Linked DNA regions of Homo sapiens: region 1 is linked to region 2. A link is an interaction called in ENCODE POLR2A ChIA-PET data of the cell type or tissue named here. Cell type or tissue: GM12878. All regions are shown on one strand. Links, peaks and the distances in the headings refer to the core of each region. The heading gives the core; the rest is flanking DNA.

What was found. Peaks named below come from ENCODE experiments on the same cell type or tissue, not always from the same donor. Only the 100,000 strongest peaks of a DNase experiment are listed, where the experiment ranks them.
Region 1: POLR2A ChIA-PET joins it to region 2 with 6 read pairs; 3 of 35 experiments call an interaction of 5 or more read pairs at or near these places.

What each region holds. Positions count from the first base shown.
Region 1 is chr17:77,343,890-77,349,267 of GRCh38, reverse strand. All of the region lies in intron 2 of SEPTIN9 (septin 9), which reads right to left. Among named protein-coding and RNA genes, the nearest start is that of MIR4316, 50 kb to the left of the region's middle. In GM12878, for the core only: no CTCF peak of the experiment used is centred there; no DNase peak of the experiment used is centred there.
Region 2 is chr17:77,203,505-77,208,882 of GRCh38, reverse strand. It overlaps SEC14L1 (SEC14 like lipid binding 1), which reads right to left. Exons shown (of 17, transcript NM_001143998.2): 10 at 5,225-5,313; 11 at 3,537-3,607; 12 at 2,483-2,654; 13 at 2,021-2,155. Among named protein-coding and RNA genes, the nearest start is that of LACAT1, 48 kb to the left of the region's middle. In GM12878, for the core only: no CTCF peak of the experiment used is centred there; a DNase peak (open chromatin) is centred at 2,992; H3K27ac peaks cover 1,748 bases.

The sequences.
Region 1 (5,378 bases), core at 153-5,152, 140 kb before region 2:
GCACATGCCTGTAGTCCCAGCTACTTGGGAGGCTGAGGCAGGAGAATCGTTTGAGCCCGGGAGGAGAAGGTTGGTGAGTTGAGATTGGGCAGGAGTTTTGAAATCACACCATTGCACTGTAGCCTGTGGGGAGACAGAGTGAGACTCTGTCTCAAAAATAAAAATAAAAATAAAAAAAGAAAGAATGACAGCAAAATAAAGATTTGCAGATAAGTGAAAATGAAAGGGAATTAGCTGTCTGCAAACCTGCACTACAAAAACCGTGAAGCAAGTTCTCCAAGATCATGGGAAATGAGACCAGATGGGAACTCAGCTCTTCAGGAAGGAATGAAGAGCACAGGATATAGCAAATACATGGGCAAATAGAAAAGATTCTGTTTTACTTTTAATTTCTTTAAAATGCATGGGGCTGTTTAAAGCAAAAATTTCCTTATTGTATTGTCTAGTTTACAATGTGTATGGATGTAGTAAATATCTAACAACCATCACATACAGGATGGAAAGTGGTAAATGAACCCATAGGATTGCCTAGTTCTTACACTTTTTTTCCATGAAGAAAAACAATGTTAATTCTAAGTAGACTGTGAAAAGCTAAGAATGTGCAATAGAATCTATAAAGTAACTACTAAAATAGCAATACAAAGAGATACAATTAAAAAGTCAAAACAGGCCGGGCTCAGTGGCTCACGCTTGTAATCCCAGCACTTTGGGAGGCCAGGGTGGGCGGATCGCCTGAGGTCAGGAGTTCGAGGCCAGCCTGGCCAGCATGGTGAAACCCCGTCTTTACTAAAAATACAAAAATTAGCCGGCCGTGGTGGCAGGCGTCTGTAATCCCAGTATACTAGGGAAGCTGAGGCAGGAGAATCACTTGAACCCAGGAGGCAGAGGTTGCAGTGAGCCAAGATCATGCTATTGCACTCCAGCCTGGGCAACAGAGTGAGACTCTGTCTTAAAAAAAAAAAAAAAAAAAAAACATAAATTAAAATAGAATTCTAAAAAATACTTAATTAACATAAAAGAAGCCAAGAAAGCAAGATGAAAGAAATAAATATCAAAGAGCAAGGTAGTAGCTCTAAACCCAGTCATATCTATAACTATGTTAAACAGAAATAGCCTGAATATTCCAATTAAAAGGCGGAGGCTGTCAGAATGAATAAAATAGCAAGACTCAACTATATACTATCTACAAAAGATGCTGTTTCAGTATAAACACAGGTTGAAATTTTCTGTTTGGAAAAAGACATACTGATGCTGCTTGAATGATGATGGAGTTATGTCTTGACAAACCCATCATAAGTGGAAAATAAATATCATCTCAAAAATGCACTTAATACATCTAACTTACCGAACATTCTAGCTTAGCCTAGCCTACCTTAACATGATTAGAACACTTACTTCAGCCTACAGTTGAGCAAAATCAACAAACACAAAGCCTATTTTATAATAAAGTGTTGACTATCTCATGTAAGTTATTGAATACTGTACTGAAAGTGAGAAACACAATGGTTTCACACATACTTAAAGTACAGTTTCTACTGTATACATACCACGTTCGCACCATGGTAAAGTTGAAAAACTGTAAGTCAAACCATCATAAGTTTCTCCATAAGCCTCTCCAGCCTTCTTATGCATCCCAAACAGCATGTTTAAGAAGGCTGGAGAGGCTACATAAATATCAATAAAGTTGAGTCCAAGATAAAATTATTACGAGATAAAGGAATACATTCATCATGGTTAAATGATCAGTTCATCGAGACACCATTATAATCATAAATGTGTATGCACCTAACCAAAGGAGCTTCAAAATACATGATATAAAACCTGAAAGAATTAAAGGGAGAAATGGGCAATTCCACAATCATAGGTGGAGACTCTTTTTTTTTTTTTTTGAGACGGAGTTTCACTCTTGTTGCCCAGGCTGGAGTACAATGGTGCAATCTCGGCTCACTGCAACCTCCACCTCCTGGGTTCAAGCGATTCTCCTGCCTCAGCCTCCCGAGTAGCTGGGATTACAGGAGCCTGCCACCACGCCCAGCTAATTTTTGTATTTTTAGTAGAGACAAGGTTTCACCATGTTGTCCAGGCTGGTCTCAAACTCCTGACCTCAGGTGATCCACCCGCCTTGGCCTCCTGAAGTGCTGGGATTACAGGTGTGAGCCACTGCGCCTGGATGCATAGTTGGAGATTTTAACACCACCTCAGTTCATTCAGGATGTTAAAACAAAATGCCTTAGGCTGGGTAATTTATAAACAGATTGTAGTGCTCACAGTTCTAGAGGCTGGGAAGTCCAAAATCAGGGTGCTCAGTGTCTGGTGAGAGCTAGCTCCCTGCTTCAGAGATGTCCTTTTCCTGCTGTGTCCCCACATGGCAGAAGGGACTAATCCCATTCACGATGACTCTGCCCTCATGAGCCAATACTTCCCTGATGCCCCAATTCCCAACACCACTGCACCAGAGATTAAGCTCCAACATATGAATTTTGGGGGACACAAACAGGTAGGCCATAGCAAACACCATTCTCTCAACATCTGAGAAACAAGCATCAGATAATCTGAAGAACACTGGTAACTAGCAATTGACCTAATCAGCAGTTATAAAGCTCTATACTCAGGAAGTCTAGAATATATATACATATTTTTTTCTCAAGTGAAAACAGTGCATTCACCAAGATACACATTCTGGGCCATAAGTCTCAAATTTTAAAAGCATGCAAAATATGCTTGTCTGGCCAAAGTAAGATTAAATTAGAAATCAATAGCTCTAAGATACTCAGAGGAGCCTTGACTATTTGCAAATTAAACAACATACTTCTAAATAACCCATGAGTCAAAGAGGAAATCACAAGAAAAATTTTACAATATTTCAAATGAAATGATAATGAAAACACAGCATACTAAAATACGTAGGCTGAAGCTAGTGCTTAGAGGGAAACTGTAAGTGCTTATATTAGAAAAGAAGTAAAAAAAAAAAAAAAAAAAAAAAAAAAAAGACCTAAGGATCTGCTTTAAGAATCTGGAAAAATGGGCCAGGTGCAGTGTAGCTCACGCCTGTAATCCCAGCACTTTGGGAGGCCAAGGCAGGTGGATCACCTGAGATCAGGAGTTCAAGACCAGCCTGGCCAACATGGTGAAACCCTGTCTCTACTAAAAATACAAAAATTAGCTGGGCATGGTGGGCATCTCCAGCTACTTAGAAGGCTGAGGCAGGAGAATGGCTTGAACCCGGGAGGTGGAGGTTGCAGTGAGCCTAGATCATGCCACTGCACTCCAGCCTGGGCAACAGAGCAGGATGCTCTCTCAAAACAAAACAAAACAAAACAAAACAAAACAAAACAACAAAAAAAACAAAGAATCTGGAAAAATATGCCAGTTACCCATGTATTGCCTCTTAACTCTGCATACATCCTGCCAGGCCCCGCTCCGTGATACTGGACCGAGGCCTTATGAGTCTTTCTCCTTGGCCAAATACAGTCATGTCAGGCTCTATCCACAGGGGACAACACTGTGGGGAGCTGCCAGGCCTTGCTGAGGTAGCAGCTTCTCTTCCTGGTTCCAGGGTCTCTTTTTCCTCTGAAGGCACAGCTGCCAGTGGCGTGTGCCCAGTGGGGCCTGCTCTGTACTGAGTTTCTCCAGCACCCCAGCTCTAGCCCAATGGGACCTCAGCAAACTTCTCAGACACCCAGCTCCTGCCCACCCATACCCTCTAGTAGGTTTCTCGGCTACCCAGTAAGCTGATCCTGCAGATCCACTCTTTCTACACCTTCTGGCAAGAACCTTTTTGTTACCAGTAGGCTGCAGGTTTCTGTGGCAGTCACACACTCTCCAACAAGGCCTGAACGTAAGACGTGGCAAGGTGTGGAGGACGCTCCGAGTTCTTGGTTTCTTTTCCATCAACCCCAGTGGTAGTAACTGCTTCTGTGTGTTTGCATACATGCCTTAAAGTATCCATCACAGAAAATTTACCATTTTAACCATTTTCAGGTGTGCAGTTTGGTGGCATGAAGCACATTCACACTGTTGTGTAACCATCACCACCATCCATCTCATCTTCCCAAACTGCAATTCTATCCCCATTAAACACCAACTTCCCATTCATTCTCCCTTCCCCCAGCCTCTGGCAACCTCCATCCCACTTTCTGTCTCTCTGAATTTGACTACTCTAGGGACCTCATAAAAGTGAAATCATACAGTATTTGTCTTTTCATGTCTGGCTTCTGTCACTTAGCATGTCTTCAAGGCTCATCTATGCTATAGCATGTGTCAGAATCTCCTTTTTTTTTTTTTTTTTTTTTTTTTTTGAGGCAGTCTTGCTCTGTCGCCCAAGCTGGAGTGCAGTGGCATGGTCTCGGCTCACTGCAACCTCCACCTCCCTAGTTCAAGCGATTCTCCTGCCTCAGCCTCCCTAGTAGCTGGGATTACAGGCACATGCCCCCATGCCTGGCTAATTTTTGTATTTTTAGCAGAGACAGGGTTTCGCCATGCTGGCCAGGCTAGTCTCAAACTCCTGACCTCAAGTGATCTGCCCACCTCGGCCTTCCAAAGCGCTGGGATTACAGGCGTGAGCCACCACACCTGGCCTCTCCTTCCTTTTTAAGGCAGAATAATATTCCACTGTACAGATGGACCACATTTTGTCTGTTCATTCATCCGCTGGTGGACACCTGGGTTGCCTGCATCTTTTGGTTATGGGAAAAGTGCTGCTACAAACAAGAATGTAGCACACCTGTTCAAGTCCCTGCTGTCAGTTCTTTGGAGTATACATCTAGAAGTGGAATCACTGGATGTTATGGTCATTCTGAGTTTAATTTTTTGAGCAATTGTTATATCTTTTCCACAGCAGCTGCACCATTTTACATTCCCACCAGCAGTGCACGGGGCTCCAATTTCTCCATATCCTTGCCAACACTTGCTGTTATCCATGTTTTGGCTAACAGCCACCTTAAAGGGTGTGAAATCATATTTTATTGTGGCTTTGATTTTCATTTCCCTGATGATTAGTGACACTGCGCATCTCTTCCTGTGCTTCTTGGCCATTGGTATGTCTTCTGTGGAAAAATGTCTGTTCACTGGGTTGTTTTTTTTTGTTTTGTGGCTTAGTTGTAGGAGTTCTTTATATATTCTGGATACTAGTCCTTTATCGGATATACGATTTTCAAATACTTTCTTCCATTCTGTGGATTTCCTTTTCACGCCATTGGTAGTATTCCTTGATGCACAAAAGTTTTAAGTTTTGGTGAAGTCCAATTTATCATTTATTTCTTTTGTTGTATTTTCGGTGTCACATCCAAGAAAGCATTGCCAACTCCAATGTCACGAAGCTTTCCTCCTATGTTTTCTTCTAAAGTAGCTGCTTCTCATATTTGCTCTTTCTATACTCC
Region 2 (5,378 bases), core at 221-5,220:
ACACCAGCCAAAAACTAATGAAGAACTTCTTTTGAATTTGCCTGAAACAAGTTGAATTAGAACTTGTACATAACATAAATCTCCTAATTGACCTTGACACAATGACTCCACACTAAAGTTCATAAAATCGAAGTCCTCGTTCTATTAGCCTTGGGAAGCAACTACATAGAAAATAAACATTTCAGTCTTCAGCCTGCAGTACAGCATAAGTGTCAAAGCAGTGATGTCGTGGTGGAAAAATACCAGACTGCCCGCTGGTTAGTAACCTCCGGCCACCAGAGAGCAGGAGGGAACAACCTCCTTTCAACAATCAGCCTCAACAGCAGCTCAGGAGAGAGGTGAAGAAGCCTTAGAAGGCCCAAGTTTTTGGACAGTTCAATTAACCACAAAGACGCTCAGCACCGCAAACACACTACGGAGGTCGGCATGTGACAAACAGGCACAACGCGGTGAGGCAGGTCTCCTTGGGCTCCAGCTCAATTCTTCGTGTCATAATTGGAAGCAGCAACAACACGGGATGGCTAGCTCATATCATGAAAGGAGTTCAGAGGTTTCTACGAACCTGAGCCTGCGGTTTAACCTCATAGGCGCTTGCTAAATTCTGGTCCTATAACCTTTACTGTAACTTACTTGCTCTTTGCATTGTACTGTGATGATGCCTGTAATTTCCTTAAAGTGGAACTGATGAAGTGAAAGCTAAATTCATTTGTTTTCTAAATTTCTCTAACCATTCAGAAAGTCCAAAGTCCCCTGAATGTCCAATTCATTAGCTAAATACCTGAGTCAAACCCAGTGGGTACACATTCCAAACGGGTAACTTTTCATATGAAGGATGACTAGAGAGCCCTTCTGAAAAGGAGCTTCACTCCCTGCTGAGTTCAGCCACCGCCGTGTGCCATGGAACAAGTCACTGGGACTTCTAGAGGCTCTGGCTTCCGTAATGCTCCCAAGACACAACTGTGCACCATGGGCTAGAAGCCTATAAGGACCCCAAGGTTCTGAGCTTCTCTGAGTACAGGATATAGAAGTGGAGGCCTCTGCTTCATTACCCAGCAACTCAGTATATTAAAAACCCCAAACGTATGTTGAGAACCACTTCCCTTCGTTTTTTTACTTTAAAAATGTTATCCAGGCCAGGCATGGTGGCTCATGCCTGTAATCCCGGCACTTTGGAAGGCCGAGGTGGGCGGATTACTTGAGGTCAGGAGTTTGAGACCAGCCTGGCTGACATGGTGAAACCCCATCTCTACTAAAAATAAAACAATTAGCTGTGGGTAGTGGCGCATGCCTGTAATCCCAGTTACTCCAGAGGCTGAGACTGAAGAATCGCTTGAATCTGGGAGGCGGAGGCTGCAGTGAGCTGAGATTGCACCACTGCACTCCAGCCTGTGCAACAGAGCAAGACTCCATCTCAAGAAGAAAAAAAAAAACCAAAAATGTCATCCAGTCTGGGGCAAAATAGTGAGACTCTGCCTCTACAAAAAATTCGCTGGGTATGGTGGTGCACGCCTACAGTCCCAGCTACTTGGGTGGCTGAGGTGGGAGGATCACCTGAGCCCACCAAGTCAGGCTGCTGAGCTGTGATCGCACCACTGCACTCCAGCCTGGGTGACAGAGCCGGACCCTGTCTCCATAAAAAAAAGGACGGGGAGGGGCGGGTGGGAAATTTTGAGAACTGATTCAATTTTTTAACAGTATTTTAGAAAATATGACAGCTCCTCTAAAATTGTTTAAAGATCTGATTCACACAAAGCCGTGTGAATCAAAGCAAGCTGCAATCGTATTTGATTCTACGAATTCTCATTCGTATTTAACAATGAAGAAATGTACAGTATCAACAATTACTTCAATGGTTCTCTTTAGCTTAACCCTGGATCAGAGAAATGGCGGCCAAAAGAAACAAAACAAAAACAAAACATCCAAACAACTGGAAGTTCTGAAAATCATTTGTGCAAATCGACACCGACCTCTCCCACCTGCATAAGGGGCCAAATGTGCAGTTCCTCGCCTCAGGACATACCATGCACTCCCCACTCAGGAAATCTGGAATAATCTCTTTGTCGATGTAATCCAGCAGGCCTCCAGGACCCTGGTAGTCATTTCCTGCATAAATGAGGAACTTCCTTCTGGTGTTGTCATCAATGAACGGACTAACCTGTGAGGAGGAGAAGACCATGCAGTCATATTTCTCTGCTGCCTGAGTGTCCAAGATTAAAATGACAATGTGGTATTCTGAGTGGGAGGGTGGGGGGAAGACATTCAAGTTTATATACTTCTTCTGTAAAGTCTATTTGCATGGCATTAGGACACTCACATTTTGTTTTTCCCCTTTCTTAAACAATTTGAGAAATTTTATATCTTTGCATGTTATTGTTTTTTTTCCTAAGAAGTTAAGACTTTAGGTCACAGACACGTGTATATGAATGCATGTTATCTGCTTTCCAAATGGCTCACAGTTACTGCAAAAAGCATCTCAACCCACCAGCGTCCAGAGCACAGGAAATACCCTGGGCGCCCGCAGGATGAGAAGGCGGCCCAGTGTCTCAGGGTAGTTGGCCTCCACCACCTCGATGATCCGCAGCAGCGCTTTCACACCAGGTCTCCACAAGTGGCGCATGTTCAGCCCTTCCAAGTCCACCAGGCAGGTCCATGAGCTGCAGGTTGTGCAGAGATGTGTTTCATTCAACAGACAGCACACTTAGCAAACTGTGTCTTATTTTCTTCCTTTTTGGTCATTTATAGCTATTTCCAAATACATCATAATCAATTTTTTTAAATTATAGTGCTATGTATAGTGCTATGAACCCTGTTTATATCTACTTGTACAAAACACACAGGATCAGTGTGGTAGGACCAAGGCCTGAAACTGCAATTAAGGCTGACTGATAATGCACGAAAAGCTCTCTCAGATATGCTCAGTGAGCCGGCAAGCAAAGCCACAGTGTGCTGTCCTCGACGTGCTAAACCACCCCCCAACCTGCCATCAACAGGGCACACAGCTGGTATTTTAACACATATTGCATCTGAACTGCAGTGGGCTATGCTTCAACAGAGAGAGAGGCAAGCACTGTCCCAGGAGCTGAGAATACAGCAGTCAGCAAAAGGCCCTCAAAAACCCTGTTCTCATGGAACTTACATCCCAGTGAACCATCTACACCCTTATCAATGTCAACCTCTGAATCACTAAACATTTTCAGAACTCTTTACTGTAACTTAGAGCTTGGTTTAAGAACACAGAGTCATCTGGGTGGGGAGGGGAGGCAAAAACAAGCAAACGATCTGCAGCCCTGGGCTCCTGCGGCCCGCACAGACTAAGCAGACAGGCCAACCCACTCTGGCTGACGTCACAGCAATGCCTGGGGTCAAAAAACACTAACTGTCTGTCCCTCGTCACTGGCATATTACATGTTCACTTCTTGTCTACCTTTTAGAGCACCTTGGAAAATAATAAGTAGATTTTAATTCCAAAAATCAACTAGAAATATTTAATTCGTTTTCTCAGTAAGTTGAAAGGAAAAACAAAATCCCACATCTACCTGATAGGCCGACCAAAGACTTTTGTATTCTCTTCGCATCGCCTTAGCCCTTCTTCATTTATGGAGAGAACCTACATACAAAAGGGCATGAAAATTTACCATGATTAGTTTAAGGCTAAAACTACCGCGTCCAGCTATGGAAGAGGGACACTAACAGCGTATTACAGATAAGCATGTAAATCAAAAAAGTCACCTATGGAGATTTTCTTACACATTCACATGCGCTAAACACATCACCACCAACAAATAAATTCTACTTTTGAAAGAGAATAAACACTGTCATGTGTGGCAAAGGTAACGGCTATCCAAAGTGAAGCACAGAGGTATCCCCAGATGAGCAGGGGCCTGGCTCTGGGGCTCTGTCTTCAGAACAAGTGCATGGGAACAGGAGATGAATGTCTGTGAGTGTGAGAACACTCTGATACCACATGTGCCCGCCAAGAGAAAAGGCAGCCTGAGAACAGATGTAAGGCATGGCTCAAGCGATCCTTTGCTTTAGGTTAATAAACCCCTCCCCTGTAGATAAAGTCCATCCCTATCTTTATGTGTGAACGTGTGCATGTGGGGATATATAAACACACATAGCGGTGGGGGCAGACTAACACAATACACAAGGGAATGCCAACAGTGAGCCAGGCTCAGTGGTGGTGCTTGTAGTCCCAGCTACTCAGGAGGCCGAGGTGGGAGGACTGCTTGAGGACAGCAGTTTGAAGCTGCAGTGAGTCGTGATGACACCCACGAATAGACACTGTACACTGTACCCCAGCCTCAGCAACAGAGTAAGACGATGTCTCTTTAAAAAAAAAAAAAAAAAAAAAAAAAAAGCTGGCTGGGCAGGGTGGCTCAAGCCTGTAATTCCAGCACTTCGGGAGGCCAAGGCGGGAGGATCACCTGAGATCAGGAGTTCGAGACCAGCCTGACCAACATGGTGAAACCCCGTCTCTAGTAAAAATATGAAAAAATTAGCTGGGCATGGTGGCGGGTGCCTGAAATCCCAGCTACTCAGGAGGTTGAGGCAGGAGAATCACTCGAACCTGGGAGGTGGAGGTTGCAGTGAGCCAAGATCACACCATTGCACTCCAGCCTGGGTAACAAGAGTGAAACTCCGTCTCAAAAAACATAATAAAAAATAAAGCCAAAAATGCGTATTTCAGGATAATGGGGCTATAAATACGTCTTTTAAGTTTCTGTTTGTTTTCAAATTGAAGGACCATCTTCTTCTCTGGGAGGGGGAAGCACAGCTGCCAATGGCGGCAGCAGTGGAGCGGGGCCTGGCTGGAGTCAGCGAGATGATGGGTCAGCAGGCATTCAGGAGGGTCTGGAGAAAGACGCCAAGAGCTCGCGTTAACGAAGGGCCAGTGGAAAGAATGCTATCAAGAGGTCTGCTGTGAGTGGCGTCCCAAGAGAGGGCAATTCCACATGGGAGTGAATGAAAAGACTCAAACTGCTGCTACACAGGCATCTCGGGGGAGACCCTGACTGCCTCACTGACGCTTCCACTGTGAGAAACACTTTTATAACTTCTGTGTCTCCTTTTGAAATTTTAAGACGATATTAATATATTTTCAGTCCTAACTACATAAGCAATTCATGTTTGTTCTAACAGGCTGGTTAACACCCCAATCCTACTGGCAGAGAAAAAAAGTGACGCCACAGTGGCACCTGGAGTCTCGCAGCCGCGCACTTACGTATCTCAGCAGGGCTTCCTCCCCGAGCGCTCTCACCAAGCCTTTGGTGTCCATCTGCCCCAGCCTGAGCACGTAGAGGGGCCGCCCATCTGCAGAGGAGGGGAAGGAATGAGTTGTCAGCACCATCCCAGTTGAAACTGAGGATACAACTCTA